2 separate regions of the Homo sapiens genome follow, and region 2 is linked to region 1. Evidence: read pairs that join two places in POLR2A ChIA-PET (ENCODE). Cell type or tissue: B cell. All regions are shown on one strand. Each heading gives the region's core, and the rest is flanking DNA. Links, peaks and the distances in the headings are about the cores only. Region 1 has its middle 7.0 kb from the start of KLF2. Region 2 overlaps EPS15L1 (epidermal growth factor receptor pathway substrate 15 like 1).

Region 1 (5,821 bases), core at 2,960-5,459:
ACTGATAGCAGGGGCTGGAATGGGTATTTGCACACTCATGTTCATAGCAGCCAAGGGGTGGAAATGACCAAGTGTTCATCAAGGAATGAATGGACATACAAAATGTGGTCCTTCCACACAATGGAATATTACTGAGTCATAAAAAGGAAGGAAATTCTGACACACACTACCACGTGGATGAATCTTGAAGACATTATGCTGAGTGAAATAAACTACAGGAAAGGACAGATACTGTATGATTCCACTCCTAGGAGGTCCTCAGAGTGCTCAAATTTGTAGAGACAGAAGGAAGAAGGGTGGGGGCCAGTGGCTGGGGAGGGAGAATGGGAAGTGAGTGTTTAATGGGATCAAAGTTTCAGTTTGGGAAGAAGGGAAAAGCTCTGGAGATGGGTGGTGGTGAAGGTGGCACAATGCTGTGAATGCTGCTGAACTGAACACTTAAAAATAACCAATTTTGTGCTGGGTGTGGTGGCTCACGCCTGTATTCCTAGCACTTTGGGAGGCCAAGGGGGGCGGATCACCTGAGGTCAGGAGTTTGAGACCATTGGCCAACATGGTGAAACCCCGTCTCTACTGAAAATATAAAAATTAGCCGGCTGTGCTGGCGTGCGCCTGTAATCCCAGCTACTCGGGAGGCTGAGGCAGGAGAATCACTTGAGGTGGGAGGTTGCAGTGAACCGAGATCGTGCCACTGCACTCCAGCCTGGGTGACAGAGCAAGACTCTGTCACAAAAAAAAAAAAAGTGAATTTTAGCCAGGCACAATGTCTCACTCTTGTAATCCCAGCATTTTGGGAGGCCAAGGTGGATGGTTCATTTGAGCCCAGGAGTTTGCGACCAGCCTGGGTAACACAGTGAGACTCAGGCTCTACAAAAAATAGAAAAATTAGCCAGGCGTAGTAGCACACTCCTATAGTCCCAGCTGCTCTGGAGGCTGAGGCGGGAGGATCACGTGAGCCTGAGGAGGTCGAGGCTGCAGTGAGCTGTGATCGCACCACTGCACTCCAGCCTGGGCAACAGAGTGAGACCCTGTCTCAAACAAAACAAAACAAAAACAGTCAATTTTATGTTATGTATATTTAATCACAATAAAGAGAAAGAATGAAAGAAAGAAAATATGGGATGAGAGAGAAAAGAACACGGTGATGGGGCAGATCAAATCACGCTGGAGAAAGAGCTCAGGCTACGAGCAGAGGGTTGGTGAGGCCCCTGTCTCCAGCCTCCTGGGCTCAGTATCCCTTCTAGAACTATAGAGATGACTTCCCTAACTGGCATCAGCTTGGGCCTGTTCTCTGCACTCAGGGGAGCCCCCAGTAAGAACCAGCCCGAGAGGCTGATGCAGGAGGATTGCTTGAACCCAGGGGTTCGAGGCTGCAGTTAGCTGTGATCGCACCACTGCACTCCAGCCTGGGCAACAGAGCGAGACCTTATCCCAAAAAACAAACACAAAAACCACTGGGTCATATGGATATACCACACTTTTATTGATTCATGAGTTGATGGGTATTTGGGCTGTTTCCACCGTCTGGCGCATGTAAATGGTGCTGCCTCGAACACGTGTGTGCAAGTATCTGTTTGTGTCCCGGTTTTTATTTCTCTTGGGACTATACCTAGGAATGGAATCACTGGGACCTATGGCAATTCCATGTTTAGCATTTTTTTTTTTTTTTTGAAACAGAGTCTTGCTCTGTTGCCCAGGCCGGAGTGCAGTGGTGCAATCTCGGCTCACTGTAACCTCTGCCTCCTGGGTTCAGGTGATTCTCCTGCCTTAGCCTCCCGAGTACCTGGGATTACAGGTGTGCACCACCACGCCCGGCTAATTTCTGTATTTTTTTTTTTTTTTTAGTAGAGATGGGGTTTCACCATGTTGGCCAGGCTGATCTTGAACTTCTGACCTCCAGTAATCCACCTGCCTTGGCCTCCCAAAGTGCTGGGATTACATGCGTGAGCCATGGTGTCTGGCCCCCAGGCTCGTCTTAACTTATTATTATTTTTTTTTTGAGATGGAGTCTTCCTCTGTCGCCCAGGCTAGTGTGCAATGGTGTGATCTCGGCTCACTGCAACCTCCGCCTCCCGGGTTCATGCAATTCTCCTGCCTCAGCCTCCCAAGTAGCTGGGATCACAGGTGCCCACCACTACTCCAAGCTAATTTTTGTATTTTTAGTAGAGACGAGGTTTCACCATGTTGGCCAGGCTGGTCTCGAACTCCTGACCTCAAATGATCCACCTGCCTTGACCTCCCAAAGTGCTGGGATTACAGGCGTGAGCCACTGTGCCCGGCCTCCTCCTAACTTCTTATAGGGCACCTCAGGGAACCCTATTCACCCAGCCTCTTCCCGACCCCTTGTCCCTCCCTGTCTGGGATATTCCTGGCAAATGGGCTTCTCAGTTCCTTTTAGACAAAAGCCTAGAAGGAACTCAGCAGGGCTTCCAGGAACCCCTAGAACCTGTGTGTGGAGGGAAACAGGGCAAACCTGATGCATTGGTGCATTCAGATGTTTCTAGGCACAGGAGGAGTTGCGGTGGCCAGGCCAGGCAGACCTGGGTTGAAGCCTCAGCTCTGCCACCTGCACCAGGTCCCCCAGCTAACCTTCCCCTCTCTGAACCCCACTTTCCACCTCTAGAAAATGGGGGTGCTTAGGCAACCCTCAGGCTTGTGGGGAGGTTGAAAGAGATAATTTGTTGAAGGTGCCCAGAATGAAAGCACCCAAGCTCGAGTCACAGGGTCCACCGTTAGCACAAAGTTAGGTCATGCGACAAACATTTTGGCACTGACTCTGGGCAAGGCCCAGAGGCTACGTCACTTTTTTTTTTTTTTTTTTTGAGACAGAGTCTCGCTCTGTCTCTCAGGCTGGAGTGCAGTGGTGTGATCTCAGCTCACTGAAACCTCTGCCTCCCGGGTTCAAGCAATTCTCGTCCCTCAGCTTCCCGAGTAGCTGGGATTATAGGCGCCTGCCACCATACCCAGCTAATTTTTGTGTTTTTAGTAGAGACGGGGTCTCACCATGTTGGCCAGGCTGGTCTCGAACTCCTGACCTCAGGTGATCCACCTGCCTCGGCCTCCCAAAGTGCTGGGATTACAGGTGTGAACCATTGCGCCCGGCCAGAGTCACTCCTGAGATTCTGAGTCATATCTGCTTGCCATACAGAGCATCTGCTGAATGAACAGGTGAATGAATGAATGAATGAGCGAAGAGGGTTGTGGGGAGAGGGAGAGAGAGGGAGGAAGGGGCCTTAAAATTCAGGCACACCAGCTTTATCAGAGGACACTCACTGTGCTGGCCACACCCCAGGGGTGGGCTCTGAGCTTTAGTGTCTCATTTCATTTTCACAGCAGCAAACTCATTTTCCACCCAAGGAAACTGAGGCACAGGCAGGCAAAGTCGCACGGCTGATCTGAGGGTTTCTTTCTTTTTTTTTTTGAGATGGACTCTCCCTATGTCACCCAGGCGCCATCTCAGCTCAGTGCAACCTCCGCCTCCCAGGTTCCAGTGATTCTCCTGACTCAGCCTCCCAAGTAGCTGAGATGACAGAGATTATAGGCGCCTGCCACCACACCCAGCTAATTTTTTTTTTTTTTAAGTAGAGACAGGGTTTCACCATATTGGCCAGGCTGGCCTCGAACTCCTGAGCTCAAGTGATCCACCCGCCTTGCCCTCCCAAAGTGCTGGAATTACAGGTGTGAGCCCCCGGGTCTGGCCAGGGGACGGGTGTTAATTGGCATTGAGTCGGTGAAGGCCAGAGATGCTGTTGAACACTGCAGTGCACAGGGTGGCCCCGCACTGGAGAATGATTCAGCTCCAAATGTCTTTTGTTTTTTCTCTCTTCTCTCTCTCTTCCCCCGCCCCCCACCCACCCAGAAACAGGGTCTCTCTATGTTGCCCAGGCTGGTCTCAAACTCCTTGGCTCAAGAGATCCCCACACCTCGGCCTCCCAAAGTGCTGGGATTACAGGCATGAGCCACCGCTGTGCCCAGCTCCAAGGCTGATGCTCGCTGGTCTGGCACAGCTGACACAGCTCAGGCCGGGGCAATCGGAGCCACCCAGCCCTGGCACCTGACAAATCAGCTTGAGCCTATGGTCCTGGGACTCCACCTGGGGCTGCCGGGCGTGGGTGCTGACTCAACCGTGTTGACAGGGCTGGGTGCTGAGTCAGGGGTGAGCCTATAGACATCTTGCCCTCTGACAACGCCCCCTTCCTCCTCCCACTTCACACCACATCATTCTGCAGCCTGCCTGGGTGCTGGGGCCCCCAGAACTACAGGAAGTGCCTAGCAGAAAAATAGCTCCTACATCTCTCCCCAGCACCATGCCAATAAGCCCCTCAAAACTGTCACCTCTCCCCCACCCCCTGCCATAGCTGGGCTTGGTGGTCTGCATCTTTAATCCCAGCATTTTGAGAGGCTGAGGCGGGAGGATTGCTTGAGCCCAGGAGGGGCAATATAGTGAGATCCCCTCTGTACAAAAAAATGTAAAAATTAGCTGGGCATGGTGATGCATGCCTGTAATCCCAGCTACTCGGGAGGCTGAGGCAGGAGGATTGCTTGAACCCAGGAGGTCAAGATTGTAGTGATTGTGCCACTGCACTCCAGCCTGGGTGACAGATGAGACCCTATCTCAAACCAAACAAAATAAAACCTTCACCCTTTTCAACCCTTTTACCCACAGTGCTTGTTTCCATAAATAACTCCTGCCATATCTAAAAGGAATATTATGCAGCCATGAAAATGACAATACAAATGTATAACTGGGGGAAAAAACAGCATCGACAAATGATTATAACTTTGCCTGGGGAAAAGAAAGAATATAGCGAAAATCACAGCCATGAAAAGTAATTCAGCCAGTGACCACAAATCTCCTGCTCTAAAAAGAGAGAGAGAGAGAGAGAGTTTGGGTGCGGTGGCTCACTCCTGTAATCCCAGCACTTTGGGAGGCTGAGGTGGGTGGATCACCTGAGGTCAGGAGTTCGAGACCAGCCTGGCCAACATGGCGAAACCCCATCTTTACTAAAAATCCAAAAATTAGTTGGGCTTGGTGGCGCGCGCCTGTAATACCAGCTACTAGGAGGTGCTGAGGTAGGAGAATTACTTGAACCCAGGAGGCAGAAGTTGCAGTGAGCTGAGATTGTGCCACTGTACTCTAGCCTGGGCAACAGAGCGAGACTGTCTCCAAAAAAAAAGAAAGAAAGAAAGAAAGAAAGAAAGAAAGAAAGAAAAACTTGCATTGGGATTGGGTTGTAGAATCCTAGGTGAAGATGGCCCCAGGGTGAGGTTTTCTTTGTACCTTTTTCTGGGTGGCATTTGCCACCAAAGCTTGCTTCGTGGCACAGAGTCACCTTCTTGCTGATAAGAGCAATGATCTTTTAGGAACCAGAGGCGATGTCTCAACCTCAGCACTGCTGACATTCAGAGCTGGGCTATTCTCTGTGGTGGGGGCTGTCTGTACACTGCAGAATGCTTAGCAACATCACCCACCTCTGTCCACCAGATGCCAGCAGCACCCCCGAGTTGACAACCAAAAATGTTCCCAGACTGGGTCACTCTCCACTGAGCATCACAGATGCAGAAGATCATGGAAATTGGCATTTGAGTGTCAGAAAGGGGCAGAAAAAAATGATGATGGGATATTTCTGGATTAGTCGGTATGACCTAGCGCTGCCTGAGTTGGTGTCTCTTACTGAAACGTACAACTATCACACTTTCTATTCTGTCTGTTCTCCAACAGAACATACACGCAAGAAACAGAAACAGCTTCAGCCCCGTGAACGATTTGCCTTTCACTGGACTCAGAAGCTTCCAGGAGAAACCTGGAAGACATTTTCAA
Region 2 (7,636 bases), core at 2,027-4,526, 88 kb before region 1:
GGATGGCTACGTGAGTGGCCAGGAGGTGAAGGAGATCTTCATGCACTCGGGCCTCACCCAGAACCTTCTAGCACACATATGGTAAGGCCGGACAGGTGGCAGTTGTGGCTGTGGGTGGCTCCAGGGGGCCTGTGGGTGAAGACTGTGGAGGGTGGTGGTCAGGGGGCCCCCTCCAGCCTGTCACAGGCTTCCGCTGTGTCTGGCGTCCTTTATTCTCCCTGGCCTGACAGAGGCTGAGCAAGGTGCACGTGCCAAGGCTCGAAGCCCGCGCTCCGTGACGGTCAGTTCACTGTCTTTCAGTAGGAAGGGCCTCTGGTCCGTCTTAAGTGCTCCCAGGCCATTTGCTTACACAGCTGGGCCCTATTCTTGCTGGCTGTGATGCTGGCTCTAACAGGAGGCCTGGACTTTGTCACAGCCGCCTCCGGGAGGTGCGGGCAGCAGGGCCTTGGAGCCTCTAGCAGAGTGGCCTGGCAGGGTGAGGGCGGGGGCAGGAGGCCCTGCTCTGGAAAGGCCAGTGCTTTGGCTCCTGGCGGGAGGGTGAGCACAAGGAGACCCTGTCAGTGCCTCAGAGCCCAGTCGAGGAGTCGGCCTCAACCCCTCTTTCCCCCAGGGCTGGACACAGCCGACTTCATAGGGCTGGGGCACTCCTCTTGCCACTGGCCAGGGCTGAAGTCACTTTTGAGCTTGTTGCTCAGAGCCTTGTGGCCTTAGAGAAGGCTTCACTTGGGAGCTATCAAAAGGAAAGAATTGCTGGATAATTCTCGAGAGGCAAATACCTCCAAGTAGAGCAGTGAAATTCAGGATGTTACTTAGTGGCTTGGGGGAAATGACTGTCCTTAGTGGTAATTCACAGATGACCACACTGTGAGGTGGGAGCCTGAGAACTAGCTGTCGCAGAGTCATCACCCAAATGGCCAAGCCGCCTCCAACTGGCTAGGGACAGTGGGTCTCAGCTGCCTCAGATCCAGTGTCCCTTTTAGAAACCAACAAAACACAGTGTCCCCTTTATGACTCTGAAACCAACACACATACAGTTCCTGGTTAGCGCCCTGACACCCTGACTGTCATGTCTAGGGGTCAGTAGAGGGAAAGTAATTTATAATGCATGCTGCAATTGACACATGATGTAATGACATGGAAATGACACAGGAAATCACTAATCCACCTGGATCAAAAGAAGGAACTCAGAGGTCATTCCATGCGGGCAGCAAAGGGGAAGGAAAGGATGATCAGGCTCTTGAATAACCATGAGAAAAGAAGTCTAGATGTGTCTGCGAGTGGCTGGGGCGGGGCATGGCCCAATGTAGATGACACACCAGGAGGGACTGGGAGGAGGGGGAGCATGAAGACAGAGGCTTTTTCCCTGCGATGGCTGCCACCGTACGGGTCAGCAGAGCAGGATGTGGTGTCAGAGCCGGATGGCCGCTGACTGAGCCACCCCTAAGCTTGCTTCTCCTTCTTTCTCTCAGAACCTTCCACAGGTGGGCCTTGGAGCCCACACTCCTTGAGAGATGGCAGGAGCAGAGAAGGGGCGGGAGTGGAGAGGCAGCTGCAGCCCACGAGCAGGCTGGGGCCCGCAGGGGCAGACTGGGGAGAGACAGTGGCAGTATGAAATCGTCAGGGCCTCGAACTGTGGGGATAACTAGGCATTTATCAGCAATGTTCTTTGAGATCTGCTCATTCTCCGCAGCTCTGTTCACGGACTGCATTTGGGTATAAATAAGTCTGTTAGAACGGTCCCAGCTCTCTTTTGGTAAAAGGGGAAACTTCTGTTGTAATGGCTTCTGCCGCAGCTACACGGGAGGTGGGAAACGAGGTCCCTCGTTGAGAGGGCAGCATGGGTGAAGGAAGACATTTTTCATAGATGCCAAAGGCCTTGTCCTTACTCCACAAGGGTCCCTTCCCTTCCTGGTTGGCTCCTCATTTTTTTATTTTTTTTTTTTGAGACAGAGACTCACTGTTGCCCAGGCTGGAGCGCATTGGCGCAATCTTGGCTCACTGAAACCTCTGCCTCCTGGGTTCAAGTGATTCTCGTGCCTCAGCCTCCTGAGCAGCTGGGATTACAGGCGCGCGCCACCATGCCCGGCTAATTTTTGTATTTTTAGTAGAGGCGGGATTTCCCCATGTTGGCCAAGCTGGTCTCGAACTCCTGACCTCAGGTGATCTGCCCGCCTCAGCTCCCAAAGTGTTGAGAACACAGGCATGAGCCATTGCACCCGGCCCTGGCTGGCTCCTTGATTGTGAGTGTCGCGGAGCCTCTCACCTCAGCTCCACAGGACCACTGTGTGCTGCTATTCAGATGCTGCCTTGGCCCATCTTTCAGGACATCCAAGAGCTATGTGGGCAGGGGACGCTTAGTTGTGGGGGACTGTCCTGTGCATTGTGGCCATGCCCCTGTGGCAGCCTCATTTGGGCACAAGAGGAGTGTTTTAGACCATTGGGCTGCTGTGACAAAGTGCCATAGACAGAGTGGCTTAGAAACAGACATTTCTCACGGCTCTGGGGGGTGGAAGTCTGTGATCCAGGCACCAGCAGATCCAGTGTCTGGTGAGGGCTCACTGCCTAGTTTGTAGACGGCCACCTGCTTGCCGTGTCCTCACATGGCAAAAGGAGCAGAGAGAGCCTTCTGGGGCCTCTTTTATAAGGGCACTAATCCCACTCCTGAGGCTCCACCCTCATGACCTCATCACCTCCCAGAGGCCCCACCTCCCAACACCATCCCATTGAGGGATAGGATTTGGACATAGGAATCTGGGGGGACATAAACGTTCCGTTCATAACAAGGAAAGAGAGTCGTTGCTGATTCTTTCTTCATCATGATGACACCCCAAAGTGCTGCTGTCATCCCCATTGAAGGCCAGTAGCCGGGGCCATTCAGATGACCCAGAGCTACAGGGACAATGCTTGGTCTCAGCACCCATTTCCACGGAAGGGCTGGTCTACTCCATGCCTGCAGCATCAGAGCCTGCCCCACGCACGAGATAAGCCAAAGGAAGAGGCAGCTGCATCTCAGCCCTAGTGAGGTTTTCCCAGGGGGTCGGCTCCTCAGCCCAGGTCAGGGGCTTGGGGTTCTTCAGCCCTGACAGCCCTCCTAGGGTGGGGGACACTGGGAGCGGGGAACCCCTGGGCCACTTCCTGGGAAGGAGATGTGAAGTAGGGAAGGAGCTGGGGCTTGCCACCACGCCCTGCCGTTGTTTTCGTCGCTGTCGTTTTTGAAAAGCAAGGGATCGGTGACTTGGGTTCAGGCTGAGTCGGCGCCTGTGATGTGTAATTAGCATCCCCACGTTTCTCCCAGGGCCCTGGCCGATACGAGGCAAACGGGGAAGTTAAGCAAAGACCAATTCGCGTTAGCTATGTATTTCATTCAGCAGAAGGTCAGTAAAGGCATCGACCCTCCTCAAGTCCTCTCGCCGGACATGGTCCCGCCTTCGGAGAGAGGCACGCCCGGCCCGGTGAGTGGTGCTGGTCATGCCCTGGGGGTATTGACATCCCTTCCCACCGCCTGCCACCAGGTGGCACTGGTGGCACACATGAGCCCACGGTGGCGGGTGCTGCCTGTGGTCCCTGCCTTCCTCAACAGGGGCCCCCGGGAGGGTGGCTTGGCTGCCCAGGTATTTCCCCAGGCAGGGGGCTGACACTTTTGCTACCTCACCCTGTGTACTAAAGGGACAATTTTATCCCTGGGCCCGAGAACTGCTGGTGCCTCCTGTCAGGTGATGTCAGGTTGCTAATTAGAGATCTCGCCTCTGAATTCAATTCTAGGACAGTTCAGGCTCTCTCGGCTCCGGGGAGTTTACTGGCGTGAAGGAGCTTGATGACATCAGTCAAGAGATTGCCCAGTTACAAAGGTATGTTGGAAACGGCCCTTCCCTCCACATCCAGATGTTACACGAACTCTCCCAGGTTGTTATCGGAAATATCAGAGGCTCACCTGGAAGTTTGCTCATCACAGGTTTATTCAGAAGGAAGGAAAAGATACAGCTTCTGAGGTCCTAAACTGGCTCAAGGGGCTTGAAGAATGACATCTTCCATTTGAATCAGCCTCAGCCAGAGCCCGTAGCATCTGTGTGGTCTCAGGCAGGTCTTGACCAGAGCCTGTGGGTGGCAGCTGTGTGGTCCCAGGCAGGTCGTGGGCAGAGCCTGTGGCAGCTGTGTGGTCCCAGGCAGGTCGTGGGCAGAGCCCGTGGCAGCTGTGTGGTCCCAGGCAGGTCATGGGCACAGCCTGTGGCAGCTGTGTTGTCCCAGGCAGGTCATGGGCAGAGCCTGTGGCAGCTTTGTGGTCTCAGGCAGGTCGCAGCTCAGTAGCCCCAGGCATCAGCCCCTCCCCAGTGCTAGGAAGGCCTTGTTATCCTTGACAGCTAGGGCAATTGGGTCTCAGATGGCGAGGAGCGGGCTTAGGACCCAGCAGCTGAAGGTGTGAAGGGGCCTCCAGGTCTGTGGCTCCCCTTCTTGCCTAGTGCCTTAGTTTCCTCATGTGTAAACGAGGGCTTTGGATGGGCTGTCTGTACTTTTAGAGTCTGGTATAAAGAAATGCAGTCACTTCCTGTATTCCCCTCTGGATCCTCTTCAAGAATGACATCCTTTTTTGTTGTTTGTTTTTCAGACAGGGTCTCGCTCTGTCACCCAAGCTGGAGCGTAGTGGTGTGATCATGGCTCACTGTAGCATCTGTTTCCTAGGCTTAAGCAATCCTCCCACCTCAGCCTCCCGAGTAGCTAGGACGCACCACCATGCTGGCTAGATTTTTTTTTTTTTTTTTTAATTTGAGACAGAGTCTCATTCTGTCACCTAGGCTGGAGTGCAGTGGTGTGATCTCAGCTCACTGCAGCCTCTGCCTCCTGGGCTCAAGTGATCTTCCCACTCACCCTCCCAGGAAGCTGAGAGTACAGGTGCATGCCACCATGCCTGGCTAATTTTTTTATATTTTTTGTAGAGATGGGGTTTCGCCATGTTGCCCAGGCTGGTCTCGAACTCCTGAGCTCAAGTGATCCTCTGGCCTTGGCCTCCCAAAGTGCTGGGATTACAGGCGTGAGCCACTGTGCCAGCCAGCATCTTTTTTCCAGTCGATTCTAGGACAGGGTGGACTCTTGTGATGACGGGGCACCATGCAGAAGGGCCCAAAGGTGCTTTGCCCTCTGTGGGAAAGAGATTGTTTACTTGGCTGAAAATGGAAAGGGCTTTGACTTTCCCAGGGAGGATGGATCCTGGTCCTAGCTGGGGGATCCCCGGGGGTCATATTAACAGGTGCAGTATTCTATCAGCTCCTCTGGCCTTGGTTTTGTGCTGTTAGCAGAGCCCTGATGAGCAAAGGCAGGTTAGGTCTTGGAGGGGATCAAGGTGGGTGGCTGGTTAGAAAACCTGAGCCACGGCCTGAGTCAGGCATCCCACTTCATGTTCAGTGCAGCAGATGGTTCCTGTTCTGTCTCAGCTCCTGGGGGCCGTGTTATCCAAACTGGCGATCAGCAAGGATGTGCAGCCTGACAAGGCTGAGGGTGTCTTGAGGATGCAGGGCCAGCATCCTAGAGCCTGGGCAGGCCTGAGAATCAGGACCGGGCAGGCCAAGGATGGAGGGAGCCCCTGTCGTGCAAGGGTCAGGGTCTAGGAAGGGACGCTGGGGCGTGAATCACCCCAGTGTGGCCTCAGACAGCCAGAAGCCTTGTTTCCCCAATGTGGAGGTGACAGGCTGGTGTGTGCAGAGTGCCCATCTGTAGGAGGCTGGGGCCTGCAGTGGCCCCTTGAGCAGGTGGCTCTGAGAGTGGCCCTTGATTCGGGGAGTGTGGGCTGAGCTTTCCTCTTATGATTTCACACTGCCATAAGCCAGCAAGGGCATGTCAGGTCCTTCAGTTTAAAGAGCACTTTGTATTGTAAGTTTCTGGGCTTGTGGAAATGAATATTCCAATGATCACTTACTGTGTGTCTGGCGACATGTCCCTGAGAGGGCCTTATTGTTGCACAAGTCCTGGGTCCCTGGGCAGGAGGCAGGGTCTGTTAGACACATGGTGTTCCTGTCCCTGAGGCAGCCTCTTTGGGCACAAGAGGAGGGTCTTAGTCCATTCATACTGCTATAACAAACCACTCTGAATGGGTGACTGAAACATCAGACATTTCGCACAGTTCTGGAGGCTGCAAAGTCCAACCTCCAGATACCGGCAGATCGGGTCTGCTGAGGACCCATTTGCTGATTCCTGGAGAGTCACCTTCTTGCCGTGTCCTCACAGGGCAAAAGGAGCAAAGGAAGCTCTCTGGGGTCCTTCTTATAAGGGCACTAAACCCTGGGCCTTGTGGCTCACACCTATAATCAATTTTTCCTGTTCCAAGCCACCCAGTTGGTGATTTGTTACAGCAGTGCTAGGAAATACATGCACGAATTCTATCTCAGTTTAAAAATAAAAGAAGGCTGGGTGCTGTGGCTCATGACTGTAATCCAAGTGCTTTGGGAGGCCAAGGCAAGAGGATCGGTTGAGCCCAGGAGGTCCAGACCAGCCTGGGCCATATATTGAGACCTCGGCTACAAAAAATAAAAAATTAGCCAGGCCTGGTGGGGCACACCTGTGGTCCTAGCTACTCAGGAGGCTAAGGTGGGAGGATTGCTTGAGCCCAGGAAGTCAAGGATGCAGTGAGCTATGATCGTGCCACTGCAGTCCAGCCTGGGTGACAGAGCAAGAGCCTGTCTCAAAAAAAAAAAAAAACAAAACCAAAAAAAGGCCAGGCGTGTTGGCTCACGCCTATAATTCCAGTACTTTGGGAGGCTGAGGCGGGCGGATCACTAGGTCAGGAGATCAAGACTATCCTGGCCAACACAGCGAAACCCCGTCTCTACTGAAAATACAAAAATTAGCTGGGCGTGGTGGCACGTGCCTGTAGTCCCAGCTACTAGGGAGGCTGAGGCAGGAGAATCGCTTGAACTGGGGAGGCGGAGGATGCAGTGAGCTGAGATTGCGCCACTGCACTCCAGCCTGGGTGACAGAGCGAGACTCTGTCTCAAAAAAAAAAAAGTAGTAGTTCAGACAGGCTGTCCTGGGCTGTCCAGGGTGTCACAGGCTGAGGTCAAGGCGTCGGCTGGGCTGGGCTCTTGTTGGAGGCTCTAGGGGAAGAATCTGTTTCTAGGCTCATTCAGGTGTTGGCAGAATCCATTTCCCTGCGGCTGGGGGTCCGAGGTCTCTTTTTCCTTTCTGAGGTCAGCCAGGGCCACTCCATGCTCCTGGACACTGCCCCTGTTCCCCCTCACGTGGCCCCTCCACCTTCAAAGTCAGCAAGGGCGCTCTGGGTCCTTATCACACTTGGGACATCTCTAACTTCCACTTGGGCAACCAGGTGGAGAAAGCGCGCTGCTTTTAGAGGGTGGTTACATTGGGAGCGATCCCTCCCATGGTCACAGGTCCTACCTACAGTTGACGGGGAAGGGACTGTACAGGGCGAGCAGTCGCTGGGTCTCATTCTTAGACTTCTGCCAGCACACAGAGGGGCTTTTGTGGGGGTGAACAGAATCAGGCCTTGGGAAGGGGTGGAGGCTTATTATTCACTCTTGTTTTCATGAAATATTTTTAAACATTCAGAGAGAAATATTCACTGGAACAAGACATTCGAGAAAAGGAAGAGGCAATCAGACAGAAAACCAGCGAGGTGCAGGTAAGGGTC

The links. Peaks named below come from ENCODE experiments on the same cell type or tissue, not always from the same donor. Only the 100,000 strongest peaks of a DNase experiment are listed, where the experiment ranks them.
Region 2: POLR2A ChIA-PET joins it to region 1 with 67 read pairs; 7 of 35 experiments call an interaction of 5 or more read pairs at or near these places.

What each region holds. Positions count from the first base shown.
Region 1 is chr19:16,328,930-16,334,750 of GRCh38, reverse strand. No RefSeq gene overlaps it. Among named protein-coding and RNA genes, the nearest start is that of KLF2, 7.0 kb to the right of the region's middle. RefSeq lists enhancers at 3,701-3,810, 5,654-5,803 and a silencer at 4,161-4,210. In B cell, for the core only: CTCF peaks have their summits at 5,227 and 5,431; DNase peaks (open chromatin) are centred at 3,310 and 4,150; H3K4me3 peaks cover 272 bases; H3K27ac peaks cover 1,386 bases.
Region 2 is chr19:16,413,764-16,421,399 of GRCh38, reverse strand. EPS15L1 (epidermal growth factor receptor pathway substrate 15 like 1) reads left to right here. Exons shown (of 24, transcript NM_001258374.3): 10 at 1-81; 11 at 3,296-3,452; 12 at 3,763-3,848; 13 at 7,555-7,627. Among named protein-coding and RNA genes, the nearest start is that of EPS15L1, 54 kb to the left of the region's middle. RefSeq lists enhancers at 1-490, 491-1,094, 2,907-3,510, 3,656-3,705, 3,736-3,805 and a silencer at 3,476-3,555. In B cell, for the core only: CTCF peaks have their summits at 3,320 and 3,520 (motif pointing right); DNase peaks (open chromatin) are centred at 3,579 and 4,309; H3K4me3 peaks cover 1,266 bases; H3K27ac peaks cover 1,709 bases.